2 separate regions of the Homo sapiens genome follow, and region 2 is linked to region 1. A link is a loop called in an ENCODE intact Hi-C map of the cell type or tissue named here. Cell type or tissue: B cell. All regions are shown on one strand.

Region 1 (5,000 bases):
AGACATTGGCTTAGGCAAGGGTTTCATGACCAAGAACCCAAAAGCAAATGCAACATAAACAGAGATAAATAGGTAGGACTTAATTAAACTAAAGAGTTTCATGTTTATAGCAGCACAATTCGCACAATTCGCAATTGCAAAAGTATGGAACCGGTCCAAATGCCTATCAATCAATGAGTGGATAAAGAAATTGTGGTGTATATATATATATATATATATATATATATATATATATATATGTGTGTGTGTGTGTGTATATATAATTGTGGTATATATATATAATATGTATATAATTGTGGTATATATATATATATATATATATATATATATATATATAAATACTATTCAGCCATAAAAGGAATGAATTAATGGCATTGCAGCAACCTGGATGGAAGTGAAGACTATTATTCTAAGTGAAGTAATTTAGGAATGGAAAACCAAACATCATATGTTCTCCTAAGTGGGAGCTAAGCTGAGGATGCAAAGGCTTAAGAATGATACAGTGAATAAAATTTTTATGATAATGATGATATAGTCGCTGACTACTCTTTTAATTAAAATAGTAATAATCTGGAGAGAGATGAAGAGGACAAGTGGAGCCCAAGAGAGTCAGATCCACAGCTATTATAACATAAAGTGAATAGAAAACATCTATAATTGATAAATCAATTAACAGAAGTATAAGCTCTTCATTAAGAGGTGTGGAAATAATTATGAGGGAAGACAAAAGTGGTGTTCTCTGTGAAATAGGAACTATATATGTGAGACAGAGAAGGATGTGGGCTACTGTTTTTTAGTACAGGCCTTTCAGTACTGTTTGCTCACGGCAACCTCCACTTCCCAGGTTCAAGAGATTCTCCTGCCTCAGCCTCCTGAGTAGCTGGGATTACAGGCGCATGCCACCTAGCCCAGCTAATTTTTGTATTTTTAGTAGAGATGGGGTTTCACCATGTTGGTCAGATTGGTCTCAAATTCCTGACCTCAGGTGATCCGCCTGCCTCGGACTCCCAAAGTGCTGGGATTAGAGGTGTAAGCCACTGCACCCGGCCTATCAAGGGCATTTTAATAAGCATCAGTAACTGAGCTACCCATATTGAACTTGGGCAACTTATCCAATCTTTAGTTTCTAAGCACAGAGCCCGAGGTCAAGGAAAGGCAAGTACAGTAATTATATTTGACTCCTACAAACAATAGAGCTTAAAACAATAGTCCACAGTCAAATAACCACATCCAAAGACTGCCTGTTACTCACTTAGTATATTGGTCTGAGAAACCTGGTTTTACCTCATTTCAAACAGGAAACTGTTACAGAGCTCAGATGGAATGTCCAGCAGCACATCATGGTATTGATTGTTGCACTGTAAGTGATCTGGGCTTGAGCCCAAATTAACTTCTTACAATATGGCTCCAATTTACCCTCCCAACATTTATCTCCCAACATTTTCATTCAGAAATCCTTTGTTCTAGCTACCCTATCTTTTCACTATATTCTATTTGCACTCTCATTTCTCTGTTTTCACAATGCTTGATCACATCTTTAGCCATTTTCCCACCTAGATCTTTTCTGTTCTCTCCATTTTTCTGACTGCTGCCCATCTTTCAATACTGAACAAATCAGCTTCTTAGTGCATATCTGTGATATGCAAAACACTGTTAGGTGCTTCAAGAGTTAGTCTTCTAAGAGCTTTATGTTTTATTAGAACATGACACAAGTAGGCAAATAACTATAATGCAAGATAAAGTGAAAAAGATTCTATAAGAAAGGTTTACTCAAAATACTGAGGGTTCAAAATGTGTATTATAACATTAATTAGGAAGAATTAGAAAATAGTGCATGTAGAGAGAATTATATGAAATGCACCTCAAGGAAAGCATTTGCCTTTGACAGCTGGAAACACGCACTGTAGAAAGGCATTATTTGGGGTTGAAAGTATGAACAAAGCTCTATCAGCAGAGCATCTTTAAGCCTCAATGAAAAGCCCACTGTGGCTAGGAGGTATAGTACATAAATAGGAAAGCAATAGGAGATGAGTCTGTAATTTCAAGTTGTCATGGTAGAAGGCCCTGAATCCCAGGTTGAGGAATTTTTACTCACTTCAATAGGCAGGAGAAGAACATAAAGATTTTTTTTGAGGGAAGTGGTCCAATCAGAGTAACACTTTAGAAAGATTAATTTAACAGAAGTTTTTAAGATTATTTGAACTGAATGAAAGAAAAGGTACAAACTGCAGTTAGGAAGCTATTCTAGTAGTGTCAGTGACAAGTTTTGCAGGTGGCCAAGAAGGAAGTGAAAGAAAACTGAATAGGGAAGGAAGGAAGACTGCAAGGGACTTGGTGCTGATTGATCCGTGTCTCCATCTCTCTTGCACTATGCAAAGAAAAGGACTCTAGTTTGCATACCTAGTAGACTGGGGAAATGCTGGTAGCAAAAGAGAAGAGATTGAGTAGAATATGTTTTGAATACACTGAGTTAAAGTGTTAAAGAATGGTGCTAAGAGTAAAGTTCATAGCCCTAAATGCCTACACCAAAAAGACTGAAAGAGCACAAATTGATATTCTAAGGTCACACCTTGGCCAGGCATGGTGGCTCATGCCTGTAATCCCAGCACTTTGGGATGCCGAGGTGGGAGGATCATGAGGTCAGGGGATTGAGACCATCCTGGCTAATATGGTGAAACCCCATCTCTACTAAAAATACAAAAAATTAGCCAGGCATGGTGGCACACGCCTGTAGTCCCAGCTACTCGGGAGGCTAAGGCAGGAGAATTGCTTGAGCCCAGGAGGCAGAGGTTGCAGTGAGCCAAGATTGATTGCACTCCAGCCTGGGCAACAGAGCGAGACTCAATCTCAAAAAAAAAAAAAAAAAAAAAAAAGATAAGGTCACATCTCAAGGAACTAGAGAAAGAAGAAAAAACCAAACCCAAACCCTGCAGAAGAAAGGAAATAACCAAGAACAGAGAAGAAGTAAATGAAATTGAAACAAAAATACAATACAAAAAGTAAATGAAACAAAAAGCTGGTTCTTTGAAAAGATAAATAAAATTGATAGACCATTAGCAAGATTAACCAAGAAAAGAAGAAAGAAAATCCAAATAACCTCATTCAGAAACAAAACAGGAGATACTACAACAGACACCATTGAAATACAAAAGACCAACCAAGGCTACTATGAACACCTTTATGCACATAAACTAGTAAACCTTGAAGAAATTGATACATTCCTGGAAAAATACAACCCTCTGAGCTTAAATAAGGAAGAATTAGATATGCTGAACAGACCAATAACAAGCAGTGAGATTGAAATGCTAATTTTAAAATTACCAACAAAAAGTCTAGGACCAGATGGATTCACAGCAGAATTCTACCAAACATTCAAAGAAGAATTGTTACCAATCTTTTTGAAGCTATTTCACAAGACAGAGAACGAAGAAACCATCCCTAATTCATTCTATGAAGTTAGCATCACCCTAATACCAAAACTCATGAAAGGACATAAGCAAAAAAGAAAACTACAGACTGATATCCTTGATGAACATAGATGCTAAAATCCTTAACAAAATACTAGCTAACTGAATCTAACAGCATATCAAAAAGATAATCCACCATGATCAAGTGGGTTTCATACCTGGGATGCAGGGACAGTTTAACATATGCAAGTCAATAAATGTGGTACACCACATAAACATAATTAAAAACAAAAATCACATGATCATCTCAATAGATGAAAAAAAAAGCATTTGATGAAATCCAGCATCACTTTATGATTAAAACTCTCAGCAAAATCAGCATACAAGGGACATACTTCAATGTAATAAAAGCCACCTATGACAAACCCACAGGCAACATAATACTGAATAGGGAGAAGTTGAAAGCATTCCCTCTGAGAACTGAGACAAGACAAGGATGCCCATTCTCACCACTCCTTTTCAAGATAGTACTGGAAGTCCTAGCCAGAGCAATTAGACAAGAGAAAAAAAGAAAGGGCATCCAAATCGGTAAAGAGGAAGTCAAACTGTCACTGTTTGCTGACAATATAATCGTTTACCCTGAAAACCTTAAAGACTCTTCCAGAAAGCTCCTAGAACTGATAAAAAGAATTGAGCGAAGTTTCCAGATACAAGACTAATGTGCACAAATCAGTAGCTCTTCTATACAAAAACAGTGACAAAGCAGAGAATCAAATCAAGAACTCAACCCCTTTTACAGTAGCTGCAAAAAATAAAATAGTTAGGAATATACATAACCAAGGAGTTGAAAGAACTCTACAAGGAAAACTACTAAACACTGCTGAAAGAAATCACAGACAACACAAACAAATGGAAACACATCTCATGCTCATGCATCGGTAGAATCAATATTGTGAAAATGACCATACTGCCAAAAGCAATCTACAAATTCAATGCAATCCCCATCAAAATACCACCACCATTCTTTACAGAATTAGAAAAAACAATTCTAAAATTCATATAGAACCAAAAAAGAGCCCACATAGCCAAGACAAGACTAAGCATAAAGAACAAATCTGGAGGCATCACACTACCTGATTTCAAACTATACTATAAGGCCATAGTCACCAAAACAGTGTGGTACTGGTATAAAAATAGGCAAATAGGGCAATGGAACAGAATAGACAACCCAGAAATAAACCCAAATACTTACGCCCAACTGATCTTTGACAAAACAAACAAAAATATAACATAGAGAAAGGACACCCTTTTCAACAAATGGTGCTGGGATAATTGGCTAGCCATTTGTAGGAGAATGAAAATGGATCTTCCTCTCTCACCTTATACAAAAATCAACTCAAGATGGATCAAGGACTTAAATCTAAGAGCTGAAACTATAAAAATTCTAGAAGATAACATTGGAGAGAACCCTTCTAGACGTTGGCTTAGGCAAAGATTTCATGACCAAGAACCCAAAAGCAAACACAATAAAAATAAAGATAAATAATTGGGACTTAATTAAACTAAAGAGCTTTTGCACTGCAAAAGGAACAG
Region 2 (5,000 bases), 120 kb after region 1:
AACTTGCTAATTCTATTATGCGACTCTCTGGCAAAGCTTATCAAAGCTTCAAATTAATTAAGCAGTGGCAGCTCCCAATTTCCTTTTCTTACTGGCAAAAATTTGTTTCACAGAAAATGTTTAGAAAGCTTAAGTTGGTAACAGCTGATTGTTGACCTGGAAATAAGAGGTCTTCATCAATATGTTAAGCGGTCAGGATACTTAAAGAAAAACATCTATGGAGACTTCTTAGCATGCACTCTAGGCAAATACTTGCTGTCCTTCACCATTATTTCAGGATTTTTTTTTCCTAAAAGCATAAGAACAAACACATAAATGATAAAAGCAGAATTTAGGCCAACTCTAGCTTGCCTGCCAAGTAGGTAAGATGCGGTGGCAGAATACTGGCTACACTTGTGCCTGTATCACCATGGAGACCCTACTCTGACCATCAAATAATGGGATTCTAATGAGGAATGCTGCTGAACAACAAGCATGGCTGAGCACAAAGACAGAGCTGCTGGCATTGGAACATGGGAGTGAGCAAGAAAGGGGCAGCCCAAGGGAGAAGAAAAGGTGACACTGAACGTAGGTGTCGTGATGAGAAGAAAATAGGTTGCAGGTGGTGACTGCCTGGAGACCAGCCCAAATCACCTTCCACCTTTACGTGGAATCCAGGCTCAAAGCAGGAGGGACAAACTTGAGTGGGATAAATGTGACATGAAATGAGTCAGTTTGCCCAGAATATGTTTTTACCTATGAGGTGGATTGCATGGGATGGGGGAGGGGGGCTTGTAGGCAGGAGGGGCTGGGTCATGGAAATTAAATGAATTACTTTCCTAATGTGCATTGTTGTTTTTTTTTTTTTTTACACAATTGGTTCACAAAATAAAAAATTAATCCTTACTTTATGTATGAGCTCATCTGGGATTTTGAAATAGCCTCCTGATGCACATCTGTACTTAGACCAATTCTAAATCCTGGACTAGAATTTTGAGTAAAATCATCTCCAGGCAAGAGCCAGGACCAGTGAGAGCTGAGAGGCTCAAGAAGTGATGAGAATAGATTAGATGAACCCTCACTGCTGATATCAGAATTAGAAATGAATTATAACAAGGCTGAGTTTCAAAGAGAAATGCCCAGGATGGGGTCAGGATGCACCTTTCTCTCTCTCCATACAAGCTCTCCCTGAGGGGTCTCCTCTATTCTAAGTGCTCAGGTCCCCTCACAAGCCAATGGCTTCCAAACTTGTGTTTATCTCATCTCTTGCTCTTGATCTCCAGGCCTCTCTACCCACCAACAATCCCTTCTCCTATATATATATTTTTGGGCCCAAATTTTTGCTAAGTGAATTGTTCTGGCTCTAACTATCCTCTCCTTTGCAAATGAGAGGTCTTTCATTCTAAGAATTATCATGGGCCGGCATTTGTAGCTGACATTGAAAATAAACCTCCCCCCTCCCCAGAACTGCCTATAAGATGTGATTTTCTGAAAACCTGCAGGCCTTGGGAATGCAAATCAGAGAAAGATCCAATTGTCACCAACACTTACCAGGGAACACTGCCATTTGCATCTGCACTCCAGATCCCCGGTGGCTGCAAATATATCAGTGGCTCATTCAAACCAGAGCCCAGGCACAGATTGAAAGCTTGAGTGGAGGTGGATTTGGAAAGAGGAATGAAAAGGACACAGCTCTGGAAACTGGGGGGAATGAGCCCGTGTCACTGCCAAGATGGAAGGGTAGGCAGTGCATTCCCACATGTCTGACCCTAAGATTTCAAATTTCATTAGTAGCATCTCCTTTAGCTCAACCTAACTACAAGGAGAACGAGAAATACAAGGAAGTCCCTGCCATGTTTGGGGAGCATTTTTATCTCTGCCCCAGCATCTCCCATTTTCTGCTGAACTAAAAACCTTTCTCTTTCTCAAGATATGTGGAAAAGGAAAAGGAGAAATAAGGAATATCTCTTACTTTAGTCCTTCATTTTTCTAGCTTCCCAACTCTCCAACTCAGACTCTCGCTCTGACCCCCAAGTCAAATATGGCAGGTAGCACTGCCTTCTTTAGGGGTCTTCCAGATTATGCTACCACCACCACCACCACCACCACTCCACTTTTCAGAAACATGTGGGTTTCCACTTGTCAAAAATAAAACAACCCTCTTGATCATTATAGACTTGGGGTCTTGGCTAGAGAACAAATGAAAACAGAATTAAGAACAAAGAGGCGGGGCATGGTGGCTCAAGCCTGTAATCCCAGCACTTTTGGAGGCTGAAGCAGGTGGATCACGAGGTCAGGAGTTCGAGACCAGCCTGGCCAACATGGTGAAACCCCATCTCTACTGAAAATACAAAAATTAGCCAGGCGTGGTAATACTACTACTAATAATAATACTAATAATAACAAAGAAAAGCAAATAGTTAAGTATTTAAACATTTTGAATTCCATAAATATTGATCAAGGCCCAGTATATACCTAGACTCTTTACATTTAATATTCACTATACCCATCCAAGTTCCGGGCACCTTATAATGCACACATTTGCAAGCCACAGCCCAGCACAAAGGGCACTCCCTAAATGAGAGCAACCACAATCCCTCCTGAGAATCGCACGATGTAGAGATCCACCCTCTCTCCCTTTGAAAAAATACGACCATGGAACATAAGGCTGATCGCATCAAATATAGGAACAGAGGAGGGAGGACTCGCTGCTGGAGGGAGATAAAGCAAGTAGTCCCAATGCAGACAGTAAATGAAGGTGGCACAGGGTTCTCTGGCGTTTGTTGTATTGATGCGCCCAGCGAAAGGAAATTTGGCAGCTCTTTAGAGGTAATCTGCCTTACAAGGGACCGTGAGCTGACTGGCAAGCAACAGAGTTGCTATGCCATCATCATGGTCACATTTGTTACCCTCACTTGCGGAGGAAGAACAGTCACATTCCTCCCCACCGCAAACGTCCAAAGAGATCTGGCACCAAAGAAGACTTCCTGCTTTCCTGCCACAGCCCAAAGCCTCAGAGTCCCCCACAGATTTCACTTCCTCCATAACCTCAGATGCCATTGCTTGTAGTAAATCCATGTGATAGTGCACAGAAGCACACACACATACAGGGAGGTCTTCATTTCTTTCCTCCCTCTTTCCTTCCCTCATTCCTTCTCTTCCTTACCTCCTTCCTTTCTTTCCACTTTTCTCTCTTCCAACTTCCTTCCCTCAACCAATTTATTTATTGGTAGCCTAACACATGGACAGGCATATCTCTTTAATTTAGAAGATAAGACTTTACTACATGCAATTTAAAAGTAAAATGCACCTGTCCCCAAATAAACAGGGACAAATACATGGAGAGAGACAGAATTCAGCTTCAGTTGCATACTTCTGCCCACCACCTGAGCAAAACATACAGCTACACAGGTTCTTTCCTTTGTCAGATAATTCTAGCAACTTTTTGGCATGAAGATAGCATGCACCCACAGAGCTAAGTATATAAATGCTGTCTTACTTCCAATATCTGCAGTGAACCTGGAGTAGAGCTTTCACAATTCAATCCTATTTAGGACCTAGAGACAGGTTAATTCTGTTTAACTCTTATCACTCTTCCCTCCCTCCCACCCACCATGTCAGTCTCTTATGTGGCTCTTCTCTCTGGACCTGAAGCTCTGTTGAGGATTGAGCCCAGTTCTCCAGCTTTGCATTTCCCTCAGGCCCTATACTAATGTGGGAGGCACAAAATACCTATGTCTTATTGCATTATCTTCATGACCTGCTGCACTTTATCCTGAATATTCCATTCCATTCAAACAGATATTCCAACATCTTGTTCCCTTCATGTAACACACAACCATTTTTGGTGCTCCATAATCTTCTATCTCCCCAATGCCGTCCCCCCCGCAAAGAAAGAAAAAACAAAAACAAGCAAAAGACCCAAATCACTGTATCTCTTTTTATGGAAAAATTACAACCAGAATATATTTGCCACTTTTTAATTGATGACCTAAACAGGTAAACTCTGTAAAATATTTGCAGAGATTTATTCCGAGCCAAGTATGAGTGACCGTGGCCCATGACACAGCCCTCAGGAGATCCTGAGAACATATGCCCAAAGTGGACAGGCTACAACTTTGTTTTATACAGTTAGGGAGGCAAAAGACATCAATCACTAAAACTTAAAGTGTAATAAAAAAAAAAAAAGAAAAAAAAAAGACATCAATCAATATAAGATGTATATTGGCTCAGTCCAGAAAGGTGGGACAACTGGAAGGGGGTGCTTTCAGGTCATAGGCAAATTCAAAAATTTTCTGATGGACAATAGGTTGAGTTATTATCTACAGGCCTGGAATCAATAGAAAGAAATGTCTAGGTTACAATATGGGGTTGTGGAGACCAAGGTTTTATCATGCAGGTAAGCCTCCAGGTAGCAGGCTTCAGAGAGAATAGATTGTAAATGTTTCCTATCAGATGGAGAGTCTATTAGTCTTAAGGTCTGTGTTGATGTTAATACTGGTCAGTTGGGCCTGAATTCCAAAAGGAAGGAGGATGTAATGAGGCATGTCCGACTCCCCCTTTCTATCATGGCCTGAATGCGTTTTTCAGGTTAACTTCACAATGCTCTTGGCCAAGAGAAGGGGTCCATTCAGATGTTGGGGGGCCTGGAATTTTATTTTTGGTTTACAGAATTCTTAAAATGGTCTTCAAAATTATATATAAATAGGGCCGGGCACGGTGGCTCATGCCTGAAATCCCAGCACTTGGGGAGGCTGAGAAAGGCAGATCACTTGAGCTTAGGAGTTTGAGACTAGCCTGGACAACATGGCAAAACCTTGTCTCTACAAAAATTAGCCGGGCATGGTGGTGCCTGTGGTCCCAGCTACTCGGGAGGCTGAGGTGGGAGGATCACTTGAGCCCAGGAGGCGGAGGTTGCAGCGAGCTGTGATCACGCCACTGCACTCCAGCCTGGGTGAGAGAGCTAGAACCTGTCTCAAAAAAAAAAAGTATATATATATATATATATATATATATATACA

The links. Peaks named below come from ENCODE experiments on the same cell type or tissue, not always from the same donor. Only the 100,000 strongest peaks of a DNase experiment are listed, where the experiment ranks them.
Region 2: it touches region 1 in a loop (3-fold over the local background); 1 of 110 quality-filtered maps calls a loop at or near these places.

Annotation. Positions count from the first base shown.
Region 1 is chr7:143,082,966-143,087,965 of GRCh38, forward strand. No RefSeq gene overlaps it. Among named protein-coding and RNA genes, the nearest start is that of OR6V1, 33 kb to the left of the region's middle. In B cell, no CTCF peak of the experiment used is centred here; DNase peaks (open chromatin) are centred at 2,356 and 2,876; H3K4me3 peaks cover 1,927 bases; H3K27ac peaks cover 1,614 bases.
Region 2 is chr7:143,203,185-143,208,184 of GRCh38, forward strand. LOC124901764 (a long non-coding RNA gene) reads right to left here and starts at 3,530. Exons shown (of 2, transcript XR_007060567.1): 1 at 1-3,530. In B cell, no CTCF peak of the experiment used is centred here; a DNase peak (open chromatin) is centred at 2,937; H3K4me3 peaks cover 559 bases; H3K27ac peaks cover 755 bases.